2 separate regions of the Homo sapiens genome follow, and region 2 is linked to region 1. Evidence: read pairs that join two places in POLR2A ChIA-PET (ENCODE). Cell type or tissue: Panc1. All regions are shown on one strand. Each heading gives the region's core, and the rest is flanking DNA. Links, peaks and the distances in the headings are about the cores only.

Region 1 (16,741 bases), core at 3,451-11,450:
AATGTCTATCTTATAAATCACATAAAATGTAAATGTACAACTATGGTATAATATTTGCATATAGTTATTTTTATCTTTATAAGAAAATGTTTGATGTTTTAAGGCTAAAGTTTACTAAGTTCATTTCTTCCTCACCTTGTTCACTGTGGTTATGTTAGTTTACTTGTAACAATCTTAGGATCATTTTTTATGTTTTGAGTTCTATTTACCTTACACTCTGGTTGATATAAATTACTTACATATGTTTTGAATATGTGAAACATTATATAGCTCTAAGAGTTAAAGCTGAACAAGGAGGTTTACGTCACTCCCTCATTATTCCTACTAGTCATTCCCATGTCCCCATTTTTGTACCCCCTTCCCAAGTACTTTCTACTAGTAATTCATCTCATTAGTTTCTGGAGTAGTCCTGTATTTCTGTTGCACAAATGAGTAGTCACAAGGGTATTGTCATGTATTTATTTGTTTCCAGTCTAACACTGACCATTTTGTACTTTCCTTTTAATTTAAACTTAGCATACTATGAAGTTTATTCCACCTCAGTTCAGACATATTTTCGTTATTATTTTTTTGAGACAGAGTCTCACTCTGTCACCCAGGCTGGAGTGCAGTGGCACGATCTCGGCTCACTGTAACCTCCACCTCCAGGGGTTCAATCGATTCTCCTGCCTCAGCCTCCCCAAGTAGCTGGGATTACAGGTACCCATCACCACACCTGGCTAATTTTTGTATTTTTAGTAGAGACAGGGATTTGCCATGTTGGCCAGGCTGGTCTCCAACTCCTGACCTCAGGTGATCCACCACCTAGACCTCCCAAAGTGATGAGATTACAGGCGTGAGCCACCGCATCCGCTCTATCATTCTTTTTTATAGCTGTAAAGTAATCCACTGTGTAGATCTAGCATAGTTTAATCATCTATTTTATGTATGAGTGCCTAGGTTGTTTTCATTGTTGTGGATTAAACAATACTGCAATAAATATCTATGTGCATAAGTATCCTTGTATTGTTAAAAATGTATTCTCAGGGGGGTACTTTCCTAGAAGTAAGATTACTAAGCTAAAAGGTTATGTGCATACATAGATATTTTTAGGTACTATCAAATTCTTCTCCAGATGTATGGTGCCTGTTTTCTATCAGATAATTTGGAAAATACCTACTTCCCTACAGCCTCACCAGTAGAATGTGTTGTCATACATTCTTGCAGTCTGATTAGGAGAGAAATTGTGTATATGTATGATTTTAATCTGTATTTATCTAATTATGAATAAATTGGAGTTTTAAAAATAAGATTGGGGTATTTTCATAAACTTGTTGAGAATTATCTTATGTGTTTTTCCTATTCAGTTTTTGTTCCTTTGTACTTCATCCATCAAATTATAAGATATATGTGTAAATACAGATACATACACACTAATGTTAGCCCATAGTCTTAACTATATGTTGCAAACATTTCCTTTCACTTTGACAGGTATTTTTTTGCCTTTTAGCCTAATTTTTTGTTATGCAAAGTTTGTGTCACTATATGTTGCGGGAAGTCAGGGATCCCAAACGAAGGGACCGGCTGAAGCCACGGCAGAAGAACATAAATTGTGAAGATTTCATGGACATTTATCATTTCCCCTATCAATATTCTTATAATTTCCTATGCCTGTCTTTATTTTAATCTCTTAATCCCGTCATCTTCATAAGCTGAGGATGTATGTTGCCTCAGGACCCTGTGATGATTGTGTTAACTGCACAAACTGTAAAACATGTGTGTTTGAACAATATGAAATCTGGGCATCCTAAAAAAGAACAGGATAACAGTGATTTTCAGGGAACAAGGGAGATAACCATAAGGTCTGACTGCCTGCAGGGCCGGGCAGAACAGAGTCATATTTCTCTTCTTGCAGAAAGCAAATAGGAGAAATATCACTGAATTCTTTTCCCAGCAAGGAATAACCCTGGGAAAGGAATGCATTCCCAGGGGGCGGTCTCTGAAATGGCCGCTCTGGGAGTGTCTGTCTAATGCAGTTGAATTTAAGGGATGAAATACACCTTGGTCTCCTGTAGTGCCCTCAGGCTTGCTAGGATTAGGAAATTCCAGCCTGGAGTATTCTAGTCAGACCAGTTGTCTGCTCTTGAACCCTGTTTCCTGTTAAGATGTTTATCAATGACAACACATGCCCAGCGAGACATGGAACCTCATCAGTGATTCTGATTTTGCCCTGGCCTTGTGATCTTTTATTGCCCTTTGAAGCATGTGATCTTTGTGACTTGCCCCCTGTTCGTATCCCCCTGCCCTTTTGAAATCCCTAATAGAAACATGCTGGTTTTGCAGCTCAAGGGGCATCACAGAACCTGCTGACATGTGATGTCACCCCCAGAGGCCCAGCTGTAAAATTTCTCTTTGTACTCTTTCTCTTTATTTCTCAGACTGGCCGACACTTAGGGAAAATAGAAAAGAACCTACACTGAAATATTGGGAGCTGGTTCCCCCGATAACTATATGTGGTCAAATTTATCAATCGTATGTTTGTGATTTGGGAGTTAAAATAAGTAAGGCTTTATAAAACATTGAGATTACAAATAAATTCACTTCTTTCCCTCCTAGAGCTGATGATTTTGTATATTTGATTTAGTTAACTAACATATTAAGTATTTATTATTGTGTATGTGTTGAGGAGAGAAGCTCGGTTTATCTTTTACTGAAAGGTTATCCAGTTGCTCCAGCACCATCTTACAGTTTATTCTTGCCACCATATCTTGAGATACTAAGTTTATCATATACAATCATGTGTCACTTAACAACAAATACATTCTGAAAAAAAAGTATCATCATTAGGCAATTTCATGATTATGTGAAGATCATAGAGGGTACATACACAAATCTAGATGGTATAGCCTACTATACATCTAGACTATATGTATAGCCTACTACACATCTGGACTATATATATAGCCCATTGCTCCTATGCTACAAACCTATACAGTGTGTTACTGTACTAAATACTGTAGGCAACTGTAACACAACAGTATTTTTATATCTAAACATAGGTAAACATTGAAAGAGCACTGAGAAAATGCATTATATATGAGATTAAAATAGTACACTGTATAAGGCACTTACCATGAATGGAACTTGCAGGATTGGAAGTTGCTCTGAGTGATTCAGTGAATGAGTGGTTAGTGAATGTCAAGGCCTAGGACCTTATTGTGTACTACTGTAGACTTCATAAACACTGTACACTTAGGCCACACTAGATTTATTTTAAAAATTTCTTTCATCAATAGCAAATTAAACATTGCTATCTGTAGCTTCTTTGTATTATAAACTTTAATTTTTAACTTCTTGACTATTTTGTAATAGCATAGCTTAAAATACAGGTACATTATACAAGTGTACATAAATATTTTGTATCTTTATTCTATAAGAATTTTTAATGTTTCAGACTTTTTTGTTAGACATTAAGCCCCAAACACACACATTAGCCTAGGTATACACAGGTCAGGATCATCAACATCACTGTCTTCCCCCTCCACATCTTGTCCCACTGTGGAGGGCCAATAACATACATGGAGCTGCCATCTCTTATAATAATGAAGCCTTCTTCTGGGAAGACTTGCTCGAGGCTGTTTTATAGTTTATTTTTTTTTAATAAGTAGAAAGAGTACACTCTAAAATAATAAGAAATAATAGTACTGTATAGTAAATACATGAACTAGTAACATAATTGTTTAATATTATTATCAAGTACTATGTATTAGATACATAATTGAATGTGCTGTACTTTTATAGGAGTGGCAGCACAAAAGGTTTGTTTCCACCTGCATAACCACAAACACATGAGTAATGTGTTACAATGCAACCGTTGGCTATAACATCACTAGGCAAGAGGAATTTCTCTCAACTCTATTATAAACTTACAGGACAACCATCATATATACAGTTCATCATTGACCAAAATGTTTTTATGTGGTGCATGACTGTATTCAATTCCCATATGTATAGTGGGTCTAAGTGATGGCTTTCTGTTTTATTCCAGTGTTTTGTCTGTTCATGGACCAGTACAACAATGTTTTCATTACAGAGGTTTTATGATATACTGTAATGTCCAGTATGGCTAATCTTTCTATGTAGTTTGTATTTTTCTGTGTTTTCTAGACTATCTGTGCATGTCTGATTTTCTATATAAACTTTTAATTTGTCTAACTTTATAAAAATCCATGTGTGTATTAATTGGGATTATATTACATTTATAAACAACCTTGAGAAAAACTTAAAGTTTGTAATGTTGATTTTTCCTGTCTAAGAACAGAGAATGTCTTTCTATTTGTTATCAAAAGTCTTTAAAGTTATTTCCTTCTTTAAATTTTGAAAATTTCTTATTAACTGCAAAATAGGTAATCTGTTTTTTTTGCTATTGGCAATTGTTATTATATGTGTAAATGAGGGCTAATAATTTTGTTATTTCATTACTGGCTCACTTACTTTATTCTTTTATTGTTAAATCTAGTTTTATCATTTTATTGTTGCTTTTCTAGAGTTTTCCAAGCATACTATTACATTACTTGTAAAGATAGATGGTGTTAACTCTTTAGCTGTTATGCTTCTAATTAATTTATCTTATCTAATTATATTGGTTCATACCTCCATTAAAATTTTAAATAGTAATAGAGTATGAACATTTTTGCCTTGCTCCTGACATTAGGGGAAATGTCTCAAACCTCTACTGTATTTCCCCAATAATTAAGATTAAGGTATATGAGTGTGCATGTGTGTGTTGAATGTGAATACATACACATATACATGTAATTTTATATTTTGTGTGTGTGTGTATATATATGTATCTCTTAGTCCTAAAGCAAGTATTTCAATTATTATAATATATATCATCTCTTAACTCCTATTTAGTAAGTTGAATGTTTTTGTGAGAAGTAGGTATTGAATTCAGCACTTACAGAGGTAATTGTATTAAAGCTTACTTTAATTCTATTAATATCATATATGATATTCATTGAGATCCTAATATCAAGCCAACCTTAAATTCTAATAATAAATACTACTTGGTCAGGATATAGTCTATTCTTGATATGCTATTGAATTCTGTCTAATATTTTATTTAATATCTTAAATTGATGTACATGAATGGTAATGGTTATAGGTTTTTGTACTGTTTTATCAGATTTAAATGTAATGTTATACTTATTACCAGAATGGGAAGTATTATTTTTTACATTTTATAGAATAACTTGTTGGTCATTGAAATGAGTTAATGTTTTAAAAATTGGTAGAATTTCCATGTGAAATCATTATAGTCCTGGTAGATTTATTATTATTATTATTGGTAGAGTAATTCCCTAATTTTCCCTTTTGATATTTAAAAAATGTCATCTTTGGATGGTTGTTTCCCTTCCTCAGAGCTTTGAGCACAAGTTCTTTGGGGATAAGGAAGACCTAAGGAGGAATCTGTGTTGTTTCACTATTACACTGAATAATTACTGTTAGATTTAATTATATCCAATGTATTTTGCCATCTCTACAGACAAGTTTATCCTTTAAGTAAATACAGCATAGCCTTCTTCATACATGCTTAGACCATGAATTTTCCTACTTGTCAGAGTTTAGGTTACTAAGTCTCTCAAAGTGTCTGTTCTTAACTTTATTCTCAGAGGTTGTCGCATATAGTCAGTGCATGACTTTCTCCTGTAGAAGTATGAGCATAAATAACTGAAAAATGATGTAGTATAAAACATCTAGTTCTCAACTTAAACAAAATAAAAATATTGAAAATATATATTTACAGTTTTACCAACCAGCAGTATGTTATGTTATCCATTTTTTAAATCTCAAAAACCTCTCTTAAGTTCAAATTGAAAATAAAAGCACCTTATAGATTTGGGCTCCATCTGTGGCATAGAAAGAATATGTTATATTTTTCAAAAGCTGCATTTTCTTCCTACCTGAAAGTATTTCTGCAAGAGTATCAATCATTCAGGATATTATTTTATTCCACTGGTTTGGCGGGGAGGAAACTAAGATGATTTGTTTATACCTCTTCATTTACAAGTTGATATTGTCAAGCAAATACTAACTTATCTGAGGAAAACAAAATGCAGTAATAATGGGTAGAGTCAGTTGGATTATTTACATGGTCCAATAGTAAGAGAATATATGAGAAGATTTTTAAAATGTACTAATGCTCCTATAACCTGGAACTCCTATGCTCAATCCTCCCACCTCAACCTCTCGAGTAGCTAGGACTACAGGCAGAGGCCACCATGCCCAGTTAACACCTTCCCTATGATCCTAGGACTCTTGAGAAATCCCTTCTAGTTCCTCAGAAACATGTTATGTAGTAGATGAGGATTTCTCACTCTTTTAAGCCAGTTACTTCTCTTGATAAAGACAAAATCTCAAGCAATCTCTTGTAATCATTTGAAATCCTAACTTAATATATATTAAAACTAAAAATAAATGTAACAGGAAAGAAATGTTAATTTGCTTTCCACACATAGCTTTCTGCTATGAGTCCCTGAAGCAGTGTGCCTCAATCCTGAGCTGCTGTTGTCTTACTTTATTCACACAATCAGAGAGAAAAAATTGTTTTGGAATGGGAAGAGCTACAAAAATCGAAAGAGAGGAGGTAGGTGCAAGGTAGGCTCATAATTTCAAACCAGAGGCGTAACTAGAATAGTGTATTTATGTATCCATAGAAGAAGTGATGCTGGGCTGGCCATGGTGGCTCATGCCTGTAATCCCAGCACTTTGAGAGGCCAAGGCGGGAGGATCACTTGAGGTCAGGAGACAATTCTGGCCAACATGGGGAAACCCGATGTCTACTAAAAATACAAAAATTAGCTGGGTGTTGTGGCATGCATCTGTAGTCCTAGCTACTCTGGAGGCTAAGGCAGGAGAATCGCTTGAACCCAGGAGGTGGAGGTTGCAGTGAGCCAAGATCGCACCACTGCACTCTAGCCTGGGCCACAAAGTGAGATTTAATCTCAGAAAAAAAAAAAAAAAAAAGAGGAGGAGGAGGAGGAGGAGGGGAGGGAGGAGGAGGAAGAATACTGAAAAGCAAACAGACTTCCCACCCTCACAGCAAGATTAGACCAAGATTAGTGAGAGAGCATTGTGATGCCTTTTGTTAAAAAGCATAAGTCATTAGCATTCCTAATTCTTCAGGAACTTTCATTAGAGCACCTTAAATAAATGAAAACTGCTATCCAAAGCCCACAAGTCTCTATCCAAACCCCAAGAACTTAAAAAGAAGTTAGTTCCTCCTCATCTATTCATCTGCCTGAATTCTATTTTTTCCTAAGATTCTGCCCTCTGAGGAAGCTGTTTTTAGAATTAAAGCATTAATAAAGTGGAGAAAATTAGATGATATGGGAAAGTAGATACAGAGTAGAAGTGTTTATGCAAAAACAAACACTAAAGGATAAATTGAACAAGGTGTAAGGTACTCATTTTATAAACTGTTCCATTGTGTCATGGAAAGTGAATCAGTTCCTCAATGAAGTCAGAGGGAGTTTTTTAGCATTTGGCAAAATTGTTTTAAATTCTGGCTGTGCTATTTAGTAGTTATTGGCAAATTAACCTGTTTGAGCATGAGTTTTCTCATTTTAAGTTCAAGTTAATGCTTATGTTGTAGTTTTGCTGCAATGTTTAAATGAAGTAATGAATTCTGAAGCCAAGACAATGGCTTTACTCTTAAAATTATTATTAACATTCACATGTTTAGCTTATATATAGTTTCTATATTCTGTGACTTGAGAGAATTAAAGACAATTTCAAAGAAACATGGGCAATCTCGAGGTGATACACCACAGAGTACAGAGAGAAAAAAATACCTTTATACTTTTAATACCATTACTCAAATGCAGACACTAAAGGATCCAGATGCAGTTTTGATGCTTCATTAGTATGTAAATAAAGAGAAGCAATTTCAGGAGCAAGAAAATGAGGCTATGTCTTAAGGGCAAAAGCTATAGAGTTGCAAAGGATTCACCCTCCAAAAAAGCAAAGTTATCACTACGCTGTCCATGTCCTGCAACCCACCTGCTCACCTTGGCCAGTTACATAGGCTGCTCTGACTATAAGTACGATAACGATGCTATTACAAAGGATTCATTTGAATCATTGATGTGAGAGGTATTGAATCAAACAGCTTTTCTCAAGAGACCATGAGAAAATTAAATAAGGAGGATTTTGGCCTTGCTGTTTTAATAGCATGCCTTTCTTTATGCAAATGTAAATTATCATATATTTAGAAAATCATCAAATATCATCCACTCCTGCTACCTTCTCTAATTATAGTTCATGGCTTATGTGTAACATGATGCCATTTGAGATACTCTGCTGGTTTTTGCTTCACACTCTCCTAATTAGAACTCCTATACTCATAGGACAGTTCTCTTGGAGCCAAGGCTCATAGCTCATTCATAGGACTTATGGTAAAGCAACGTAAAGCAGCCTATTCTCGTGTTCAAGCTTCTAATGTGTTATAGATCATTATTTCCTTTTGTTCTCATTGTTACCCAGCTTGACCTTCAGCGTTATCTAACATGGTTCTTTATAAATATAAGTGTATATTTGAATCACCTACAGATTCTGATTCATAATGTCTAGTTTGGGTCTAAGACTGTGCATTTCTAACAAGTTCCCACTTAATTTCCAGATAATACTTCAGGTCCAAGGTTCACATTTTGAAAACTAAGCCCCTTCCCTTTGGCTCTTTCTACTCCTAGCTGGCTCATGTAAGCTTTTGCTCCTCTTAGACAGCCACCATTAGACAGCCCCTTATTTTAGGTTTAATGAGAAGAGAGGAGAAGCCAACTCTTGCTCCTTTGTTTCTTTCACCCTTGCAAATTCTACCTGGTTTAGTTTAATATTGTCTTCAAGTCTAGCTAATTTACTTCCAACACCAGTACTAGCATGATATTATTCAAATAAATGAAATTAAATTGAATCAATGAGTTATTAGTTTTCAAATCTAAGAGAAAAGCTAACATTTCCACTTTAATATCTGGTAATATAAGTGGATAGTATGTACAAATAGACAATTTGCAGATATTTCATTAGTGGCATCACATAGTTATTTTCAGAATACATTATGAATGAACATAGCTCCTCAAAATAAAAGGAATATTTTGTTTAATGACTAAATATTAGTCTTTATGATTTAGAAAAATAAATTAAGAAATCCCTCATTACCTTTTACATTTCCAGATAATTCTGATATAGTTGGGGTTTCATGATATAAATTAAGTTCAAATTCAATTTGAAAATCAAAGACAAACTATAGAAAGGAACAAACTGATAAGGCCTATTATAATTCTGGAGTTCTAGGTATCTATAAATGTTGTGAGCCCACAGCTTAGTTGTAAAAAGTTAAATGGCTAAATATTTTAATGACTTCAGGCCTACAATTTAAATACACAAAAAAATCTATAGACATATTCTTAGCAATTATATGGGTATGCATTGTATTAAAATACTCTTGTAGGCAAAATAAACCATTAATTGTGACTCTTTATGTAAAGTCAAAAATCAGTATACTAGTGAGTAAAACATTTTTAAAAAAGGAATGGAATAATACATATGTGAATTATTGTTTGATACTATAAACATTATAAAGATTCTAGCTAATTATTTCTAAAAGGAAACACCAGCAAATAAATTTTACAGAGTAGGTATTTATTTATTTATTTAATTTGGTTATCAGATGAAAAGTAAGTGTAATTTGAAAAAAATATATGATAAGGGTGCAAGCTAATATTGGGAGATCAAGTGACACAATTATTCCTATTTTTTTTACTTGCATGCAGTAATCCTCAATAAATGTCTCTCTAAATGAGCACCTTAAAACTGTCAGTCAAGAAAAATCAAGTTGATTAGACATAATGAATTAAAGCAGAAAGCCAGATTGATTGTGTCTTGTAGTATCAAATAAAGAAAACCAAAATGAGGAAAATATGGAGGAATAAAGGGTCTTAGAGATTAATGGAAGTAGAACTAAGGCATGTCTTGCAAGGTAGGAACCTTATTGTGAGTGGGCAGGATAAATAACAAAATAGCTTTTTATTAATAGGGATAGCGAGATAAGAATCTTGAAAAGAGTATCAGTAAACAAGATGTTAAGAATATTTTTAAGAATATAAATCCCTGGAATGCAAGGCTGGTTCAACATATGCAAATCAATAAATGTAATCTATCACATAAACATAACCAATGACAAAAACCACATGATTATCTCAATAGATGGAGAAAAGGCCTTTGATAAAATTCAACACTGATTCATGCTATAATCTCTCAATAAACTAGGAATTGATGGAACATATCTCAAAACAATAAGAGCTATTTACAACAAACCCATAGCCAATATCATACGGAATGGGCAAAAGCTGGAAGCATTCCCTTTGAAAATCGGAAAAAGACAAGGATGTCCTCTCTCACCACTCCTATTCAACATAGTATTGGAAGTTCTGGCCAGAGCAATCAGGCAAGAGAAAGAAATAAAGAGTATTCAAATAGGAAGAGAGGAAGTCAAATTGTCTCCATTTGCAGACGACATGATTGTATATTTAGAAAACTCCATCATCTCAGCCCCCAAACTCCTTAAGCTGATAAACAATTTCAGCAGTCTCAGGATACAAAATCAATGTGCAACAATCACAAGCATTCCTTTACACCAATAATAGACAAGCAGAGAGACAAATCAAGAGTGAACTCCCATTCACAGTTGCTACAGAGAAAATAAAATACTTAGGAATACAACTTATAAAGGGACATGAAGGACTTCTTCAAGTAGAACTACAAACCACTGCTCAATAAGAGGACACAAACAAATGAAAAACATTCCATGGTCACGGATAAGAAGAATCAATATCACGAAAATGGCCATACTGCCCAGAGTAATTTATAGATTCAATGCTATTCCCATCAAGCTACCATTGACTTTCTTCACAGAACTAGTAAAAAAACTACTTTAAATTTCATATGGAACCAAAAAAGGGCCCATATAGCCAAAACATTCCTAAGCAAAATAAAGCTGGAGGCATCGTGCTACCTGACTTCAAACTATACTGCAAGTCTACAGTAACCAAAACAGGATGGTACTGGTATCAAAACAGATATATAGAGCAATGGAACAGAACAGAGCTCTCAGAAATACCACCACGTATCTATAACCATCTGATCCTCAACAAACCTGACAAAAACAAGCAATGGGGAAAGGATTCCCTATTTAATAAATGGTGTTGAGAAAACTGTCTAGCTATATGCAGAAAACTGAAACTAGACCCCTTCCTTACACTTTACACAAAAGATTAACTCAAGATGAATTAAAGACTCAAATGTAAAACCCAAAACCATAAAAGCCCTAGAAAAAAATCTAGGCAATACCATTCAGGACATAGGAATGGGCAAAGACTTCATGACTAAAACACCAAAAGCAATTGCAACAAAAGCCAAAATTGACAAATGGGATCTAATTAAACTAAAGAGCTTCTGCTCAGCAAAATAAACTATCATCAGAGTGAACAGGCAACCTACAGAATGGGAGAAAATTTTTGCAGTCTATCCATCTGACAAACGTCTAATATCTGGAATCTACAAGGAACTTGAACAAATTTACAAGAAAAAAACAAACAACTCCATCAAAAAGTGGGTGAAGGGTATGAAAAGACACTTCTCAAAAGAAGACATTTATGCAGCCAACAAGCATATGAAAAAAGCTCATCATTACTGGTGATTAGAGAAATGCAAATCAAAACCACAGTGAGATACCATCTTATGCCACTTAGAATGGAAATAATTAAAAAGTCTGGAAACAACAGATTCTGGTGAGGATGTAGAGAAATAGGAGTGCTTTTACACTGTTGGTGGGAGTGTAAATTAGTTCAATCATTGTGGAAGACAGCATGGCGATTCCTCAAGGATCTAGAACCAGAAATACCATTTGACCCAGCAATCTCATTACTGGGTATATACCCAAAGGATTATAAATCATTCTACTATAAAGACACATGCACATGTATGTTTATTGCAGCATTATTTACAATAGCAAAGACTTGGAACCAACCCAAATGCCCATCAATGATAGACTGGATAATGAAAATGTGACATATATACAAGATGGAATACTATGCAGCCATAAAAAAGAATGAGTTCATGTCCTTTGCCAGGGCACATGGATGAAGCTGGAAACCAGCATCCTTAGCAAACTAACACAGGAACAGAAAACCAAACAGCGCATATTCTCACTCATAAGTAGGAGTTGAACAATGAGAACACATGGACATAGGGAGGGGAACATTACAAAATGGGGCCTGTTGTGGGGTGGGAGGAAAGGGGATGGAGAGCATTAGGACAAATACCTAATGTATGTGGGGCTAAAACCTAGATGATGGGTTGATAGGTGCAGCAAACCACCATGGCACATCTATACTATGTAACAAACCTGCACATTCAGCACGTGTATCCTAGAACTTAAATAAAAAAATATAAATCATTCTACCAAAGAGACACATTCATTTTTCATATGTTCATTGCAGCACTATTCACAATAGCAAAGACACAGAATCAACCTAGGTGCCCAACAATGGTAGACTGGATAAAGAAAATGTAGTGCACATACATCATGGACAACTACACAGCCATAACTGAAGGAAATCATGTCCTTTGCAGCATCATGGATGTAGCTCCAGGCCATTATCCTAAGTGAATTACACAGGAATAGAAAGCTAACTACCACATATTCTCACTTATAAATGGGAACTAAACATTGGGTACTCACTGGCATAAATATGGTAATAATAGACATTACAAACTACTGGAAGTGGGAGGGAGGAAAGGGGGGGCAAGGTTTGAAAAACTAAATATTGTGTATCATGTTCACTACCTGGGTGATGGAATCAATCATACCCCAAATCTCAGCATCATGCAGTATGCCCACGTAACAAATCTGCACAGGTACCCCATGAATCTAAAATAAAAGTTGAAATTATAAGAAACAAGACTAATTTTATTATACAATCTTTAAAGAGATTTTAACTAAAGAGTTTTAGTTTGTGCTCTGTCTTATATTCTAGGAACAATGTTCCCTAGAGGAAATATCTAAATGTTTTTGTTTGTTTGGTCTCATATTATCGAAAATATTGATATAATATGAAAATATGCCTGATACAGTATTGTTTAACAGAGTCACAGAAGAGTATTCCTGGTCCCTTTACTGTTATTTTTAAAAGTTGTTGAACAGCTTTGTAGAGCTATAAACCATATAACATAAAATTCTCCCATTTGAAGTATTCAGTTTAGTGATATGTTGATATACTCATAAGGTTGTGTGGCTACCAATACGATCTAATTTTAGAACATTTTATTCATCCCTAAAATAAATCCAGTAATGCCTTGGAATAGGACTCCCTAGGTAACTTTGATATATCCTGTTAGTGAGTAAAATTTCCGATCATAGCCTTTCTGATCTCTTTAAGAAGCAAATTCTCTTGCTCTTTATGTTGGGTACTTAGTTGTTGATCTTTGGATGGGGCAGAAATGATGCAGTAGCATCTGAGATCATACTTCCTAGCAACGAAACAGAAAAAATACTAAAAGAAAGAGTATGATCAGAGTCTCTAATCTACTTCTAAGCCAGATATCACAAGTAAATTAATTAAATTAAGAACAGATTTTTTTCTCAATACTAAATTCCCATACAAAATATGACAGTATAGATTTGACCAAATTACTAACTTTTATGTTTTATTTCTAGTTTTGTGTTTATTTTTAGTAATACTAATGATACCACAGAGGTATACAGTGGTACAAATACAAACTTTTTCCTAAGGCAACATATGTTGCACACCAAGTGGCTAATGTTATATTGAAAGAAAATTTATTTTAAATTGCCAACTTTACAAATGCATGAACCTCTTAGGCAAGAAATGTTATTGTATTAGTAACATTGTTAGTACTTTTACCATTTCCTGATATATTATCCTAATTTTCAGGCTTCTTGTAAAGCATAAAATGAAGCGACTTTGGGGCAAAAGAAAGCAGAGCAAAATTTCCCTTACGGCGTTAAAGTTATTGCAAATAAGTTGTGTGGCTCATTTTTTATAATTGTTTAATTAAATTACTTTTGGATCTCATTTTTCCATAGACAGGAATATGAAAGGCCAAAATATGCCCTAGCTTATATCAGGAATCACCCTGATTATAGATATCCATCCCTACCTACCCTGTTATTAGTAGCTAATAGCTTTTTGTGTTGCAAAGCAAGTATATTAACTATTGACCAACTGGTAATTTTTGGATGAAAAGAACCCTATGCAATTATTGAATAGTATTATAATATTTTGCACCCACTCATCAAATTTGTGTTCTAGTGTCAAGTGATAAAATTTGGAGAAGAGATCTCATTGGGTATATCTAAATCAAAGGAGCTAGGGATTGAGCCTAGGTAGTGAGCCTTCCTTGTACTGTCTGTAAAATTGAAAGAGCATTTGAATCTGTTCTCGGGCTCTACTTCTGTGTGAGTTTGCTTTCAAAATTTAGCTCCTACAAAAGGTACCATAGTGCTGTTCATGTAGAAATCGTAATCTTCATTTCTATGTATGTGATGTTAAAGAGTTATAAACTCCATTGTTAGCAAAAGAATATGAGTACAAAACCAATAGTGGGTTTGGTTGCATGTTTTAGCAAAATCATGAGCAAACTGAAATCAGGTGTGCAATTTAAACCACGGTATGACTGAGGGTTCACAAAGCAAATTAAGGATAGGATCTTTATAGCTATCATAGTTAAAAAATAACAGGTGTCTATTAACATGCTAAAACCATAAGTCAACACAGAAGAAAGATAAATTTACAAATCTAGAAGATAAGCCTTACAAATCATTGTGTTTGGTCATCTGGATCTTGTTTTGTCAGTATTGGGTGGATGCTATCTACCCCATGCCATTGTCCACTTGATTTTAAGATCTCAACTGAATGATTGCCTGATACTTGAGTATTCCTAAGAATCCTTCACTTGAAGTTTCTGGCTGCAAAACTTTTCCAGAGATATGAGAGTTGCATGTATCCTTAATTAAGACCCCCCTTGGAGTTTTACTGCTATGCCAATTGTTAACAGTATCCAATAAAGTTTTTTCCTCTGGAGTTTTAGGGTCATCATTAAATGATTTCCAGACATAAGGAAATGACATTAATCTCTACCATTAGACTAGCTGCCTTGTTTGAGACATTTGCAGTATTTGACTATGGCTGCTTGTAAAATGTTATAGTTCAAAATTTGAGATAACATTCCTAAGCACAGGGGCTCATTTGTCATTAACTCATAATGGGGAAGATGATAAACCGCAGAAGGAATTGATCACTTTTTCTTTAAAGCCAGTGATAAGACTCAGGCAATGAAAATTCAGGTGGCCCAGGTAAAATATGTGTTGAACGAGTTGTTTTGTCTTACTCTACAATTTATTTTCTCTTATGAGCTTTTCTTTCTAATTGCACAGCTTCTGCTATCTAGTGTAGAGAAGCTTTTTCCAAAGTTTCTCAGAACTAGTTAATAGGAGGAGCAGGTTGCATAAACAAACATATTAAGTAACTACTACATTAAAGATGAAAAAGTTAATTTTCTCTGGGATATTTTGTAAATTAAAATATTCCAAATTTCATGGAGATTATTAATTAGGGAAGAGTAAAAGTGTTTCTGAAATGTATTTGACCATAAAGTATTATATTTCATGAAGAATCCTAGGGGATATATAGATCATGAAAAAGAGAGGAAAATAGTTCTATGGTTTCATCTGCTATAACCCATCCTCAACTTACCCATCATTCAAGACTGGCTTAAGACATCTACAAAGTTCTTGTGAGATTATTTTGGTCGACATCGACTTCTCTCTGAAATCATTTGCCAATATCACTTGGTTTGTTCATTTTCTTGTAATGAAGAATTAATTCAAAAGAATAAGCCTTTTTCCACTGATTGTAAATTCCTTGATTATGTTGTATGGTTTAAGATTGTACTCACTAATCTGGATGCATATGGCATAGCATTCCATCTCTGTTCACAGACTGTCTTCTAGAGCAGAAGTCTCCAACCTTTTTGGCATGAAGGACTGGTTTTGTGGAAGACAATTTTTCCACGAACAACTACATTGGGGAGATGGTTTTAGGATGAAACTGTTCTACCTCAGATCATAAGGAACGTGCAACCTAGATCACTCACATACACAGCTGACAACAGGGTTTACACTCCTATGAGAATCTAATGCCACCACTGATCTGACAGGAGGCAGAACTCAGGTGGTAATGCTCACCCACTGCTTACCTCCTCCTGTGTGGTCTTGTTCCTAATGCTACCGCTCTGTGGCCTGAGGGTTAGGGAACCCTGTTCTAGAATCTTCTATCTGGAATTTTCTGTCTCCATATTTACTGTTTTCATCTTTCTCAAATTTTATCCTTTAATTTGCAGTAGAAATGCATCTTGTATATGAAAGTCCCTCCCACTCCTAAAATCTCTAATCAGAAATTAGTTTCTCCACGTTTTGGAGACTAGCAAGTAACAAAGCAAGGGGTTGGGAAAAAAGGAAGAAAAAGTAGCAAAGCAGTTATTTATGTTCTTAGATACATATCTTGCTTTTTGCTGGACAAACAGCAAACCTAGGTAGGTTACCAGTGGTAGATGAATAAGTAGTTGCTACTGTATAGATACTAATTAGTAAGTATATTCGGGGTTTATTTTTTAGTTTTTC
Region 2 (16,741 bases), core at 5,848-13,847, 75 kb before region 1:
GGTGAGAATGAGCATTACTAAAGCTATGCTACGATATAGGAGTGAGGGAATACTAAATACTACTACTTTACATGTCAATAAGAAATTTTGATAGCATCTGTCACTTCAGAACAACCCTGGGGGCTAGGGAATTGTTTTCCCCACTTTACAGATAAAGAAACTAAACTTCTTAAGAGATTCTGTAGTTGTTCAAGGCTACACAGCTAGTAAGAGATGAAGCTAAGGTTCAAAGCCAAGTCTATCTGATTATAGAGCCTGAATAAACACCAAGCTATATGGACTGGATTATTTTATATGCATAAATTGTTCTGAGCCCCACGACATCCTTATGAGGTTATGAAAGGAAAATATCTTGGGCCTCCAAATCAGTAAGGAAGATTCAAGCTGGAAACTGCTTAGGCCAAACCTGCCTCCCATTCTATTCAAATTAGATGCATATCTAATTTGCCTTCTTTGGAAAGGCTAATCAGAAACTCAAAAGAATGTAACCATTTGTCGATCACCTGTCTGTGACCTGGAAGCTCCCTCCCTGCTTCCAGTCTTCCTGCCTTTGCTTCAAGTTGTCTCACCTTTCCAGACCAAACCAATGTACTTCTTACATATATTGATTGATGTCTCCTGTCTCCCTAAATATATAAAACCAAGCTGTGCTGTGACCACCTTGGGTACATGTCATCAGGACTTCCTGAGGCTGTGTCACAGGTGTGTCCTCGATCTTGGCAAAATAAGCTTCCTAAATTAATTGGGACCTGTCTCAGATTTTCTGGGTTCAAGGTACATCACTATGTGCAAAGATTAAGAGACACCTGGGTGTCATACTGTTGGGATTCAAACCCAGGCTTATGATGATGGGTCAAGTTATATAAAACATACAATTGAAGGAAACTAACTTCAAAGCAAACAATTGATCCAAGATAGTGTCTATCCTTCATGCTTCATGAAAGAACAGTCTCAGTTCAAAGACCAAAAATTCCTTTAGGGTGCTTTTAATAATGAAAAAGTTGTTTATTTTCCTCTAAGACCATTTTATATTTATCTTCTGGAAGCTCCCAGTTACTGCTTATTGTTGAGTTCACTGAGGGTAGCATTTCTGAAATGAGGACATTAATCAGTATTTGATGTTTTCTTTTGTTTCAAAAACAAAGAAAGAAAATGATCCATAAAAACTATACTGTTTCTTATGCTGTTTTTCTATGAATTATATTAAAAATTTCCATCAGAGAAGCCGCAATGTCACTACCAGCTTGGGGTTCAGATTGTACATGTATATGACATATTTCACACTTTGAAAAATGGCATAACTTTGTCATATTGTAGCAAGTCCCAGTATCAGAGTTAATGAGTTTACATATGGAAGAAAGAGTGGAGGGAGCTGAGATTAGATAACAGATTATCAATAGTAGAAAAATGAAAAATGGTAACACTTGTTCATCTTGGACATTGGTGGAAATTTCCTCACACTTGTCAACATGGGCCTTTCTTCCTATTTCTAGATTTGAAAGTCGTAAGGCAATGTTCAGTACACCATGCTGTGGCTGATGGATTGACATGTCTCTCACTCAGATAATAATTGGCTTTGGCTTCCTGCCTACTAACAGCTGCAAGAACAATTTAGAGTCTGACCCTGACACTTGACTCCATGTTTCTTTGATTTACTTTTTCCCAGGACAGTAGGAATTTTTGTTGTTTTTCTTAAATTCACATCTCAAACAGTGTATGCAAGGTTAACTGATTTTACCTCCTAACTTTTAAGTTCTGTGGAACATTAGAAAATGTCTATAAAACATATATGTATAAAAATTATCGAAATTTCCTTTCCTAAATTATCAGTTCTTCTAAAGTTCTATTGGATATGGAAAATGCTCTCAGGTTTCCCCCTGCTTCTCAGAACTCTGGGAGACTTCACGATGGATCCTGACACTGTTGTTTTCTTGAGCAAAAAGCTGGCAGTCATGCCTAAGTGGCTAATTCTGGGTCTATTTATTATCTTTGCTCTAGTTCTTGCTATATATTTAACACACATAACAGACCTGACATAGCTAAACTGAAAAACCTCTGGTTCTGAAATCTTGGAGGCTTGTCTGTATACCTAGAATCACCTAGAATTAATACCTTTTACATTAACACAGTCATGCCAAAGACTCCTCCTGCAAAACAGTGGAAAAGTGAGAAAAAAAATTCTCAGGCACCTGCAGCAAACATACTACAAAGTATGAATACATGACATATTCAATGTATTTTATTACTAAGCAACCATATTTTAAGTTAATGGTGTCAGGGTCGTATTAAAAAAAGAAAGCAAGATCTCTAGAGAAATCACTATAAAAGATTCAATGGCTACAAAAACCCATTGTCTGAGCAATTGCACATATAAAATCAAAATCTGTGAGGAACACAACTAAGGATTCTAACAAGCCAATTGAAATAATATCTCTGGTTAAACTAACTGTGGAAAATTAAGCTATAGTGCGGACAAAAATAGACTCCAATGTAGAACTGCTGTTTATCTTATCTCATTTATATAAATAGCATGCAACATGTGCATATTCAATGTAAGATCATTTATGAGTAAGAATAGATATAAAATCTCTCATGGAAAATTCTGCAAAACAAGATTTATTTCTAACTGTATACCACATAGTACAAGTATTTTATGAATTGGTATAGCAGGTAATAGAAATCCAACTAGATTGAACTGTATTAATGGGTGAAGTCTCTTTTAAGTATTAACTTTTAGAAAATACAAAGACTGAACTCTATGAGCCCTGAAGAAAGGAAAGCTGTTGGTTTCCTCTTGTCACCTCTAATTCAGGCATATCAATATTGGCAGATGAGTTGCAATTGTGTAATTACACTGACTGTTTTTAATTCTTGATCCATTTAAAAGCCATGTGATAGTGCCAAGTTATTTAATCTTTATGATTATCATTTTCCCTTTTTAATGGAGAAAATAATACTAACTCATAAATTTGTTATGAAGTTTAAATAAAGTAATGTTTAAAGGGGATTTGGATAATGGCTGGCACATGTTAAGTGCCCAACAAATGTTAGCTCTAATTAGCTAACAATAATATCTACTATAGAAAATTTGCATCAGGCTTCTCATTCATCTGAACACAGATACTTTATATCCCACCAACTCTTGGAATTGTGCATTTGTTCTCTATTTCAGTACGGTTTTATCTTCCTATTCTGTTTGATGAATCAGCATCTTCCTTGGGTTCCACATCTGCTAGCTCCTGTAGATGCACAATGCCGAAAGGCCCATATATTCTTACCAGCACATAGCAGCTATTCCCTATTCCCCAACTCATGTAAGTATGAGTGTACAAGTGTGAGATGGCAGATAGAGGCACATAATGCAAACTGGTTTGTGACATACAGGTGCTTAGAAATCAGAAAAGAGTTCTCATAAAGACCAGAATAATAAAAAGGGTAAAAAGTGTACAATCAGGAAAGTGATCCCTTTGAGAGACTACAACAACATCTTGTTATAGAAGAAAGAGAGGTGAAAACGAAGAAAAAATAAAAACATATGCACACACGTATGCATGCCGACGTGTATGCCATCAATTTTAGTCCTATAATAGACACTTAATTATTCCATATATGCCCCTTATTAAGAAAATTTCCTTCTATTCCAACATTGTTGACAATGTTTTCTTTTTTTCCTAATGGGTGGTAAAATTTATAAATTTCCCTCTACATCTAATGATATAAGGTCTCTCTTCTTTAATTCTGGTGATATTATGAATTACATTGATTTTCATACATGGAAATAATTTTATTTATTTTTGAGACAGGGTCTTGCTCTGTTTCTTAGGCTGGAGTGCAGAGCCATGATGACTCACTGCAGCCTCGATCTTCCAGGCACAAGCAATCCTTCCACTTAGCCTCCCAAGTAGCTGGGACTACAGGCATGTACTACCATGCCAAGCTATTTTTTTTTTATTTTTGTAGAAGTAGGGTCTTTCTCTATTGCCTAGGCTTGTCTTGAACTCCTAGGCTCAAGTGATTCTCCCAGTCAGCCTCCCAAAGTGCTGGGATTACAGGTGTGAACCACAATACCCACCCTTGAAATAGCTTTTTTAAAAAAATTCTTGGGGAAAACTTCATTGTTTATGATGTATTTTTCTTTCTTATTAGTATCATTATTTAGATATAATTCATATGTTATACAATTTATACATTTAAATTACATAATTCATTGTTTTCTAATATTCATAAAGTGTGCAATCATCACTACAAACAATTGTAGAACATTTTCAAAACCCCCAAAAGAAACCTCATACTAGTTAGCAGCCACTGTCCACTACACCTCAACCTCCCCAGACCTAGATAATTGCTAATCTACTTTTTGTCCCAATTGATATTCCTATTCCTTTCATACAAATGGGATCATAATATGTGTCTTTTGTGATTGGCTTCTTTCATTTAACATAATGTTCTTAAGTTTCATTCATGTTGTAGCATCAGTAATTCATCTCCCCTTTTAAGATTGGCAATGTTTCTTATTCTAAATATTTAATAAAAGTTATCAATTGAACCCTCTGGTGTTAGAGTTTTCTTTATGGAAATAATTTGATGACAGATTTAAATACATTAATAGATATGGGGATTTTCAAATTTTCTATTTTCTATTGGTTTTATAATTATTTTTCGGGAAATAGTTCCATTGCAATTAATGTTTGAATGTGTCAGCATATTCTTTGTATTATCTTATCATTTTTATAACTCTATGATCTTTAGTGATGTCTCATTTCATTCCTGAGATTGATAATTTATATATTTTACTTGTTTTTGATAAGTATTTCTAGAACTTAATTTTATTTCGTACTAAAAACTGGCTCTAATTTTTTCTATTGTTTATCTGTTCTTTAGTTCATCCATTTCTTCTATTACCTTTATTATCTCCTCTATTAATTTGGTTTTAATTTGCTCATTTTTTTTAACCTCAGTGTGGAAGTTTAGATAACTAATTTTAAACTTTTATTTTTGAATAGGACCAGATTTTAAAGTTTTCATTTAAATAAATGCTATTTTATGAGCATCACCAACATTTTATGTTATGTATTATTATTTAGTTTAAAATAATTCCAAACCAATGGTTATCTAGACATTCACTATTTAATTTTCAACTATGTGAGGCTTTTCTATTTATTTTGTTTTTGTTTATTTCTAATTTAATTTCATTTTAGGCAGAGAGCATACTCTGTATGTTGTCAAAGTTTGAAATTTATTTCTGAAATACATCAGTCTATTTCATATGACAAAGAATATTTTCTTACAAACTCAGAGTACTTTTATCAAAACCCATGAATCATATTAATCAGAATAATATTATCTAATCTTGACCATATTTATATTTACCAGTTATTATTTCAGTGTAGTTTATAACAAAAACAATTTAAAAACAAACAAAAACTGGATGCAGGTTCCATCTAGAATCATATTTGTACTTGCTTGCCATGGTACTTTATCTTTTTCAAGTCTGGAATACCCTCTCAGTGTTTCTTTTTCTTCATTAACCTAGGCTTTTTCTTTTTTTATTGATACATAATAATTATACAAATTTCTGGTATACATGTGATATTCTGATATATGTATACAACATGTAAAAATCCTATCAGTGTAGTTGGGGTACCCATCACCTCAGCATTTATCATTTCTTTCTTGGGAACATTTTGAATTTTCTACTCTAGTTATGTTGAAATATACAATAAATTGTTTAGTCACCTAACTGTGCTATCAAATATTAGAACTTATTTCTTCTATCTAACTATACTTTGCATGCATTAACCAATGTCTTTTCATCCTCCTTTCCCATACCCTTCCCAGCTCCTGATAACCACCATTCTATGCCCTACTTCAATAAAATCAACAATGTGTGAGTTTCTTTTTCTCCACATCCTCACCAGTATCAGTTATTTTTTGTCTTGTTATAACAGCCATTCCAACTGGGGTGAGGTGATATCTCACTGCGGTTTTGATTTGCATTTCCCTGATGATTAATGATGTTGTGCATTTTTAAAATAATTGTTATCCATTTGTATGTCTTTTTTTAAGAAATGTCTACTCATTATTTCCTCATCGTTTAATCAGATGATGATGATGATTCTGCTGTTGAGTTCCTTATATATTCTGGTTATTAATCCCTTGTAGGATGCATAATTAACAAATATTGTCTCCCATTCTATGAGTTGTCTCTTCACTCTGTTAGTTGTTTGATTTCTAGCAGTATATATTTTTCTATATAAATTTTGTTGTCTACGTTTTGGAGATTGTACCCCAAAAATCCTTGCCAGGAAAAATGGCCAAAAGCAGTTCCCGAATATTTTCTTCTAATAGTTTCATAATTTCAGGTCTTATATTTAACACATTTGATTTTAATATATATATATTTTTACATGGTGACAGAAAGGAGACTAGTCAGTCTTATTCTTTTGCATATGGATATCTAGTTTTAACAGCACTATTTCTTGAAGAGACTTTTCTTTCCCAAATGTATGTTCCTGGCACCTTTGTTGAAAATGAGTTGGCTATAATGCATAGATTTATTTCAGGGTTTTCTATTCTGTTCCATTGGTCTGTTGGAATCATGCTATTTGTGTTATTATAACTTTGTAGTATATTTTGAAGACAGTGTGGTGCCTCCAGTTTATTCTTTTTGCTCAGGATTTCTTTGGCTATCTAGAATCTTTGTTGCTTCATATACATTTTAAGATTTTTTCTACTTCTGGGAAGACTGTCATCGATATTTTCCTAAAGATTGCATTGAATCTGTAAATCACTTTGGGTAGTGATATGGTTTTACTCTGTGTCCCCACCCAAATCTCATCTCTAACTGTAATCCCCACGTGTCGAGAGAGGGACCTGGTGGCAGGTGATTAGATCATGGGGGCAGTTTCCCCCACGCTGTTCTTGTGATAGTGAGTGAGTTCTCAAGATATCTGATGGTTTTATAAGGGGCTCTTCACCCTTGTCTCACTCTGTCTCTACCCTGCCACCTTATGAAGAAAATGCCTGCTTTCCCTTCCATCATGATTTCTCAAGTTTCTTGAGGCCTGCCTAGCCATGCAGAAATGTGAGTCAATTAAATCTCTTTTATTTATAACCAGTCTCGGGCAGTCTTATAGCAGTGTGAAAATGGACTAATACAAGTCTTAGCAACAACAATCTGACTTCTTTTTCAATTTGGATGCCCTTTTTTTTTTCTTTTGCATAATTACTCTGGGGAGAACTCCCAGCACTATGTTGAATAAAAGTGGTGAAAGTGGGCAGCCTTGTCTTGTTCCTGATCTTAGAGAAAAGGTGTTCAATTTTTCTTTATTAGGCATGATGTTAGTTGTGAGTTTGTCATATATGGCCTTTATTGGTTTGAGGTATATTGTTTCTATACTCAGTTTGTTGATAGTCTTTATCTTGAAGGAATGTTGAATTTTATTGAATGTTTCTCAGCATCTATTGAAATGATTATATAGCTTTTGTCCTTGTTTCTGTTAATGCAATGTATCATATTTATTGATTTATATATATGGAACTATCTTTATATTCCTGGGATAAATCCCAATTGTTCATGAGAATGATCTCTTTCATGTGTTGTTGAATTTGTTTTGCTAGCATTTTGTTAAGGATTGTTGGATCTATGCTCTTCAGGAATATTTGACTAGTTTTGTTTGTCTAGTTTTAGCAGCTGGGTAATGGCTGAACTCAGAGTGAGTTTGGAAGTATTTCTTCTTCAACATTTTTGAGTAGTTTAAGTAGAAGTGGTATTATTTCCCCCTTTTTTTTTTTTGGTAAAATTTAGCAGTAAAGCTATCAGATCTTGGACTTTCCTTTGATAAGTAACTATATTACTCCCTTGATCTCATTACTTATTATTGGTTTGTGCATGGTTTTCTGTTTTTACGTAGTTCAATCTTGGTAGGTTATATGTAGTTTGGAATTTATCCATCTTCTTTTAGGTTGTCCAATGTATTGGCATATAATTTTTCATAATAGCATCTAATCCCCTTTTGTATTTCTGTAGCATTAGTTGTCTCCTTTTTTTTGCTGATTCTATTTAGGTTATCTCACTTTTTTTCATAGTCTACTTAAATGTTATTTTTGTTACCTTCTTAAAAATTGGACTTCATTTCATTGATCTTTTTATCATTACTTTGGACTCAATTTTATTTATTTCTGCTCTGATCTTTCTTTTTTCCTTCTACTAATTTTGGAGTTATTTTCTTGCTTTTCTAGGTGCTTGAGATGTATCATTAGGTTGTTTATTTGTAGTCTTTCTACTTGTTTGATGTAGGCATTTATTGCAATGAACTTTCCGTTTTTTACTGTTTTTATGGTATCCTACAGGTCTTGATATGTTGTATTTCTATTTTCCCTTCTACAGATTTTTAAGTTTTCTTCTTAATTTCTTCACTGATCCATTGGTCATTCAGAAATATGTTTAATTTCCATGTATTTGTACTTTTTCTAAAGTTCCTCTCATTATTGATTTCTATTTTTATTCAATTCTGGCCATAAAAAAATTGGTACAGTTTCAATTTTGTTGAATTTTCTCACTTGTTATGTGGACTAACATATGATCTATGCCAAATGATGTTTCTTGTGCTGATGAGAACATATATTCTGCAGCTGTTGGATGACATGTTTTATAAATTTCAGTTAGGTTCATTTGGTATAGCAGTCTCGCTTTCTCTTTAGATCTATTAATATCTACTTTATATATTTTGATGCTCTGATGTTGACTGTATACATATTTACTTTTTTCTTTTTCTTTTTTTTTTTTTTTTTGAAGACAGGGTCTTACTCTGTTGTGCAGGCTGGAGTGCAGCGGTGTGATCACAGCTTAATGTGGCCCTGACCTGCTGGGCTCAAGCAATCCTCCCACCTCAGCCTCCCAAGTAGCTGTGACTACAGGCACATGATACCACATGCAGCTAATTTTTAAACTTACTTTCAGAGATGGGGTCTCACTATGTGGTCCAGGCTGGTCTTGAACTTCTGGGCTCAAGTGAGCCGCCTGTCCTGGCCTCCTAAAGTTCTGGGATTACACGTGTAAGCCACCATGCCAGCTCTGCCAGCTCACATATATATTTACATTTGTTATATCCTCTTGCTGAATTTACCTCTTTTTCAGTGTGACCTTCTCCATCTGTCTTACAGTTTGTTACTTGATGTCTGTTTTTCTGGTATAAATATAGCTACTCCTACTTTTTTGGCATGGAATACATTTTTCTATTCCTTTCCTTCACTTTTAAATGACTTTATAGGTAAAGTGAATTTTCTGTAGGTAGCACATAGTTGGCTGTATTTTAAATCCATTCAATCATTCTATGTTTTTTAATTTGAGAATTTATTCCATTTATATTCACTATTATCATTTTTACATAAAAACTTCCTACTGCCATCTTGTTATTTACTTTTTGGTTGTTTTGTAAGTAAGTCCTCTGTTCTTTTTTTTACTGTCTTCCTTTGTGGATAATAGATTTTTTTTTTTTGGTAGTATGTTTTGGTTCCTTGCTTTTTATTTTTAGTGTATCAGTTATAAGTTTTGATTTATGTTTACCATGAGGCTTACAAAAAAAATCTTGTATTTATAAGAATTTATTTTGAAAAAATAACTTTGATCCTGAAGGAATTAAAAAAACTGAAAATTTTTACACTTATCACCTCACATATTTTGACTTTTATTATCTGAATTTCCATTGTTGCCCATCTCTTAAGAAATTGTTGGAATTATTAATTTTTATGTAATTATCTTCATACTAGAGATGTAAATTGTTACTCGCCTCACTGCAGTAGTATTCAGAAATTGTTTGTGCACTTAGTTTTACTAGTGAGCTTCATACCTTCTGATATTTAATTGCACATTAGCATGTTTTCTCAGATTAAATAACTACCTTTAGCATTTCTTTTAATACAATTCTAGTGCTAATGAGTTTTTTCAGCTTTTGTTTGTCTAGGAAAGTCTTTATCTCTTCTTGTTGAAAGGACAGGTTTACTGAGGGACAATATTCTCGACTGCCAGCTTTCTTTTTCTTCAGGCCTTTGAATATGACATCCCATTCCTTCCTGGCCTGTTTGGATTCCAGTGAGAAGTCTGTTACCAGATGAATTCGTACCCCTTTATGTCATTTGCTTGTTTTCTCTCTCTGCTCTTAGGATTCTCTTTGTCCTTGACCAGTGAGAATTTTATTACTGTATACCTTGGAGTAGTCTTATCTGTGTAGGATCTGTTTGGTGATCTTTGACTTTTCTGTACTTAGATATTTATATATTTCTCTGGGTTTGAAAGGTTTTGTTATTTTTTTAAATCAGATCTATGTTTGGTTCTCCCTCAACCCTCCTAGATGGGCAATGACTCTTAGATTGGCCTATTTGAGGTTATTTTCTAGATTGGTAGGCATTCCTCATTCCTTTTTAATATTCTTATTTCCCTCTGACTGTTTAATTTCTTTTTTTTTTTTTTTTTTGAGACAAAGTCTCACTCTGTCACCTAGACTGCAGTGCAGTGGCGTGAACATGGCTCACTACAGCTTTGATCTCCTGGGCTGAAGTGATCCTTCTGCCCTAGCCTCCCAAGGAGCTGGGACTACAGGCATGCACCATCATGCCCTGCCCAGCCAATTTTTTAAACTTTTTGTAGAAATGGGGCCTCACCATCTTGCCCAGGCTGGTCTCAAACCACTAGGCTCAAGTGATCCTTCTGCCTTGAAGTGCCACGATTACAGGTGCCAGCCGCTAGGCCTGGCCTAACTGTGCATTTTTAAATAGCCTATCATTGAGATCACTAATTCTTTTACCTTTATTAGTTTTTCTGATGAGACCCACAGATGCATATTACAGTTCATCTAATATATTTCTCAGCTCCTGAATTTCTATTTGATTTTAAAAAATTATTTCAATCTCTTTGTTAAATTTACCTTATAATTTCTGAATTGCTTTTTAATGTTACTTTAAAGTTCTCTGAGTTTCCACAAGACTGCTATTTTGAATTCTTGATCTGAGAGTTCATTGGGGTCAGTCACTGACTTCTTGCTTTATCCAGTTGGGGAGGTCATGGTTCCTTGTTTGTTGTTTGTTAAGGATATATTTTTGTGTCTTCACGTTGAAGGATTACTTATTCCAGTCTTTACTGTCTCTCCAACATATGTGTGTTTAAAGGTTCTATGGATTCCTTTAACACTATATCACTGCTTTCTTTTTGACGTTAGATGACACCTTAAAGCCAGAGTTGCCATGGCTCTTGCAAAAAGTCCCAACTAGGGGAGTTAGAAAGGGTTTCTCCAGCTGTGTGGGGAGGCTGTCTAGGAGTTCATCCACAGAGGGCCTGTGAAGACTGCTTTCTATTGCGTAGTGCAGCTGAACAACCTCTCTAATTTGTATTCTTTTTTGTCTGAGTTGGAGAGCAGCCTGTGAGTTTTGCACTGGTGCTGCTATTCCCCATCTCTACTGTTTATATTCAGCTGTCCACAGGGGTCCCTCTCCACACAGGCAGTTACAATGCTCCCCTGAGGGAGAGGGCTGAGGCAGAAACAGCTGTTCTGTGTAGAAACCCAAGCTGATGGGGAAGCTGGCTGCATGCCTCATTGCCACTTTTTCCAGTATAGAAATCATTAGTCCAGGAGACTTTTCCACACAGTGCCTTACAGTACGGAAGGCAGGTGTACAGATAAAGAAGTCCATTTCTTCTAATTTCTGCTCAGTGTTTTACTTATTTGTGGCATTAGGATTTCTCATAAACCTCAGTTTTGAGTTCCAGGATATTGGTGGTGATAAGCTTGGCATTAGATACTTTTTTTTTTCATTTTATCTGTGGGAAAGTGAAGCCAGATTGTTGAAATCACTCTGTTTCTGAGGAGTACAGCTCAGTTATTTTGTAAAATATCACTAAATTGTATTATTTTTTATATTTCCTAAGACTAAATTCAAATTATTGATTTTGGGTAAGAATACTATTAATGTCTCTTTGTTAGTATATTTTATCAGCAAGAATATGATAGTGATGGTAGCCGCAGCCCATCTGGAGTGGCTGCAGCCATGACACTGGCTGCTGCAGGGGAGGCTTGGCCAGGGCTGTGCACTTCACAGAGCCAAGAGGTGCAGGAAGAGGCAGAAGCACCTCTCCTTTCCAAGTTGGAGGAGCTGGAGCCCCATCCTCCTGTGTACAGCTGTAGCCACCCAGCCACGAATGCAGACCCGGGCATCTCTGTACTCTTTGGGGCCCAGAAAACCCCCTGTCCCTGTAGGCTCAGAAGTACCTACTCCCACCGCCTGGCCTCTCTCTACTCCTCGTGCTCACTCTGATTTCAGAGCAAAGTTGTGGCTAAGCCTGGACACTGTCACGACATAGCCAAATGTGCCCATGCTCAGGGCAGCACTGACATGCTAGACTGCTGCCGCCTCAGCTCCCCCTCCAGACTTTGGGCACCAACGAGCAAGGAAGGGAGGCCAAGTGGGGGCTAAGGTCAGTTCACCACAGGCCTGCAGGTGCCCCTTGGCATGAACAGCCTGGGCATCATGAGCACTATGGACAGCAGGTTAATGGCATCAGGAGGCAGACAGACTCCTAGGCAGGAGTGGGTCCCCAGTAAACCCCACCTTTAGCCCAGGGATGGCCTGAGGCCTGGGAACTGGGCTGCCAGTTCCATGGACCGAAATGAGAACTTAGGTTGCTTTTTCCTGGCCTGCCCATGGCTGTCCATGAACGAATAAGCATGTACTTCCTCCCCTCTGAAGCCCATAAAAACCCCGGACTCAGCCAGACTTGAGCAGATGACTGGATGACCTGCTTGTGAAGAGGAACTAACTACTGTGGGTCTCCTCTCTGCTGAAAGCTAAGCAGAGGATGGATGACCTGTCCATGGAGAGGAGCTAGCCACTGTGGGTCTCCTCTCTGCTGAGAGCTAAGCAGACAAACAAACTGCCTATGAAGAGGAGCTTCTCACTGTAGGTAGGTCTCCTCTCTGCTGAGAGCTGAGAAAACAATGGAACAACCTGCCTGTGGAGAGAAGCTACCCACTGTAAGCCTCCTTTCTGTTGAGAACTGAACATTCATTGGGATGACCTGCTTGGGGGAGAGGAGCTACCCACTGCAGGTCCCCTCTGAGCTGTTCTGTCACTCAACGAAACACCTCTTTGCCTTGTTCACCCTCCACTTGTCCATATACCTCATTCTTCCTGGATGCAGGACAAGAACTTGGGACCTGCCAAATGGTGGGGCTGAAAGAGGTGTAACACAAACAGGGCTGAAACGTGCCCCTTGCTCACCACGTTACAGGTGACAAGGATAGAAGAGAGATGGAGATAAGAGCTGCAGCCCTTTGGGAAGCCCAGACCCAGGAGTTCTCCAAACCAGGCTGCAACACCCTCTTTGGGGCTTTGCAGTTCCTGGCATCTCCAAGCTTCTGGGTGCCACCACATTTCGCAGTGCTGTGGAGGGGGTTTGCAGTACTCCTGGTCCAGCTGCAGCCTCACAGGGAGCTGGCATCCATGCTGGTCCCTGGAGCTGCTCACCCTGCTGCATCTAGTGTGCCTGGCTGTGCACAGTGGCCAGGTACCATACTCATTTGCTCACACACCCCTCACCACTCCACACCTGGCTCACCCTTGGTAGGCTTGGGATCCAGGCCAGTAGCACAAGCCAAGTGCAACCTGCCACGCTGAGTGGGTAGAACAAGCCCAGTGGGCCCAAGAAAGAGTTGAGCAAAGGTGCCACCAGCCACAGAGGTTTCTGGCTGGAAAAGCTACACCCCAAGGATCCTGTGACAAAAGCTTTACCTTATTACTAGATAGTTTATTTTGAAATCTCCCACATCCAGTAACGCTTATATGTCTTATCGTCCCTAAATCTTCAGTTTCTTTACACCTCACCACTAGTTCTGTAAGGTCCAATTATATCTTGTCTGATCTACTCGAATAAACTTCTAATTGAGTCTACGACAACCATTCTTTTCTTCACTTTCAGACTTATCAGACTAAGGCATAGCATATATGAACTTTCTTTTTAGGGCCTAAACTTTCAAGAAGTACATAATTAAATTAACTTTTAAAGCCTTGTGTAATCTGATCTCAATATACCATACTAGGCTTATTTTTTTTTAACTCCAATGAGCACATAGTTATTAAAGACTAAGTTATTTGCTTCTGTATAAAATTTCTTAATAATTGTAATACTTTCCTTCTCCATGTATCACAAAACTCCTTTTTTACTCATTACAAAAACTTCTCATGAGTTCTTCATTTTATATATTTAATCACATCTGAATGAACTTGTCACCAATTTTACTTATTGAAATCTTAGCCACTTGTCAAGGTCTATTTCAATTACCATCTCTCTGATGAAGTCCTTTTAAAAATATTTCTAGTTTTTTTTTCTTGAACTGTCATACTGCCTGAATCTCTTTATAAATACTACATAATACTATTACACAATCGACCATGAATTTTTATCCTGCTTGGGGCGGCGGGGGTGGTATGTATAGACTAGTGTTTAAGAGAATTTGGCCTAAGGTCAAATTGCCTGTGCCCAATTCCTGGACTACAACTTCTAATTATGTAATTTCCCCAGCTCTTTTACCTCTCTGTGCCTCATAGAGGTTACCTAACTCATAAGCTTAATTCTATTATAAAGATTAGGTATAAAAACTCTTGTAAAGAAGTTATCACTGTGCCTGGGACAGATAAAGTGCTCAATAAAAATGAACTATCATTTTTATGTGGGTTTTGCCTTCTTAACATCATCCTTACATGCTCTCCCCTCACTATTATTTTCTCTCTCCTCTGCTTTCCCTCTCTGACTTTCTTATTTGATAACATATTCTCAGCACAGTTTCTGTAACTCATGCTGCCCAACTTAAACTCTAATTTTTATTCCTGTTGGAGTGGACTTTTTCAGACCTAATCCTATATCTAAAGTACCTGTTCCTGCTTAAAATCTTTCAGAGAATCCACATGGCTCATAGCATAGAGGTAAATTTCCTTACCATGACTTAAAATATCTTTTAAGTTTTGATTCTCCTTTTTGCAATTGTACTATTTTTCAGATTCATAAACTTCCTGTGATGTTTCAGAAAACTTGACATGCTAATGGAGCAACTTTTGTCTGCAATACTATTTATTCTATATTCTTCCTTTTTACTAAATCCAGTGAAAGCATTCTGCCCTCATTCAAGATTTTAGCTGAAGGATCATATTTCTGATTATTTCCTTTCAATCACACAAAGCCAGTCACTTAGGTCATATATTTACATGCCATGCAACATACTGATTGCTAACAGAGAAGATATAACTTTATTGTTTATTTGTCTATCTATCATTATTAGCAAGTCATCAACTTTATATCTCTGATATTTAGTGCACTGAGTATGGTGGTTTTAATAGAATGCTCAGTAAATATTTTTGAGCAGATAAACAGGTAAATGTTGTTAATAATGTAACAATTATTGTGTTGATCAGGACAGACATAAGGCATTAGATTTTCCTTTGGAAGAGGACATGCTTGATGATGTCCTCACTTAGAGACTTATACTGTTGGAGTCTCTATATTTAGAATACCACTAGATATAGTCAAGGAGGAAGCATAATAAAATATATATGGGAGTTTATAAGCTATCACTGGAGGTGATAGGCTCACCACTGCTCACTTGTAACCAGAATGGTGCAATTCCACCATGTCCCAGAAGTAAGAGAACTAAAATATTATGGATCAGAACTATTTATTACAAGATCAACACCTATGATAGTAAACTCTGAGCTCTTTAAGGGCACAAAATATATTTCATAATCTATACGTATTTAAAAAAACACACATACACATGGTTGCCCATAGCAACTATTCAGTAAATACTTTATAATGAGGGGCTATGTAATCTCATATTGATTTTAAACATCAATTCAAATAATGATTATAGTCTTAGGCAAAATATATATATAGGTAAATAAAAGTAAGTAGTTCTAGAATGACTTCATTTAGCTAAAAGGTTTGTAGATTTCATTCACTTTGATTTTTCATTTTCTTAAATCTCAACTGTTTCAACTTAGGAAACAATTGTGTTATCTGGAGTTTTTACTCCAGTGGATAATATAAATCATCCTTGGGACTTTGTCAAAACTCTTCCTCTGTTATTATTCTATTTTTAAATCTTTTAACATTCTATGGTAAAACACTGTCATCTACAAACAATCATATGTAGGGTGGTTTAATAACACTTTTTTGTGGGAAATTAAGTGTCATATTTTCACACCATGCTAATTATCTTCAGTGTAAACGTTTTAATTCTTTTCTAGTTCCACTGAACACAGCTCTCTTTCTGACCTAACATAACCTTTGTGCACTCAATTATATTTCTGTAGAAAAATTACTGTTTTTGAATTTCCACTCTGGAATCCTTCCAGTGGTTCTCAGGCTTATATTCTTGACCTTACTGAACAAGCATGAGTGGGTGAAATCTTACTGAAAGTGGCATGAAAGATATTCCAAAGTATTAAGCCTAAACATTGATGATATATAATTACAGTGTTGTGATGAGAAGCTTCTTGATTTTTGAAACCCTAAAACTTTTGAAGTTATTTGGAGGATATGAAAAGTACAATTTAAAAAAGAAAATTAAAACTTTTTTTCTAAATGTCATATATGTGTATACTATATTAAAATGTAGTTGTACAAAGAGGAAAGTATCTAAACACATTGTCCCCCTGACATAAAATATTCTATGAGAGCCCTATTCCTCTGATATTT

Evidence for each region. ChIA-PET counts read pairs that join two places held together with the same protein. Peaks named below come from ENCODE experiments on the same cell type or tissue, not always from the same donor. Only the 100,000 strongest peaks of a DNase experiment are listed, where the experiment ranks them.
Region 2: POLR2A ChIA-PET joins it to region 1 with 10 read pairs; 2 of 35 experiments call an interaction of 5 or more read pairs at or near these places.

The regions. Positions count from the first base shown.
Region 1 is chr10:53,141,127-53,157,867 of GRCh38, reverse strand. It overlaps LOC105378310 (a long non-coding RNA gene), which reads right to left and starts at 6,065. Exons shown (of 3, transcript XR_945975.1): 1 at 5,946-6,065. In Panc1, for the core only: no CTCF peak of the experiment used is centred there; no DNase peak of the experiment used is centred there.
Region 2 is chr10:53,218,806-53,235,546 of GRCh38, reverse strand. No RefSeq gene overlaps it. Among named protein-coding and RNA genes, the nearest start is that of LINC02672, 200 kb to the right of the region's middle. In Panc1, for the core only: no CTCF peak of the experiment used is centred there; no DNase peak of the experiment used is centred there.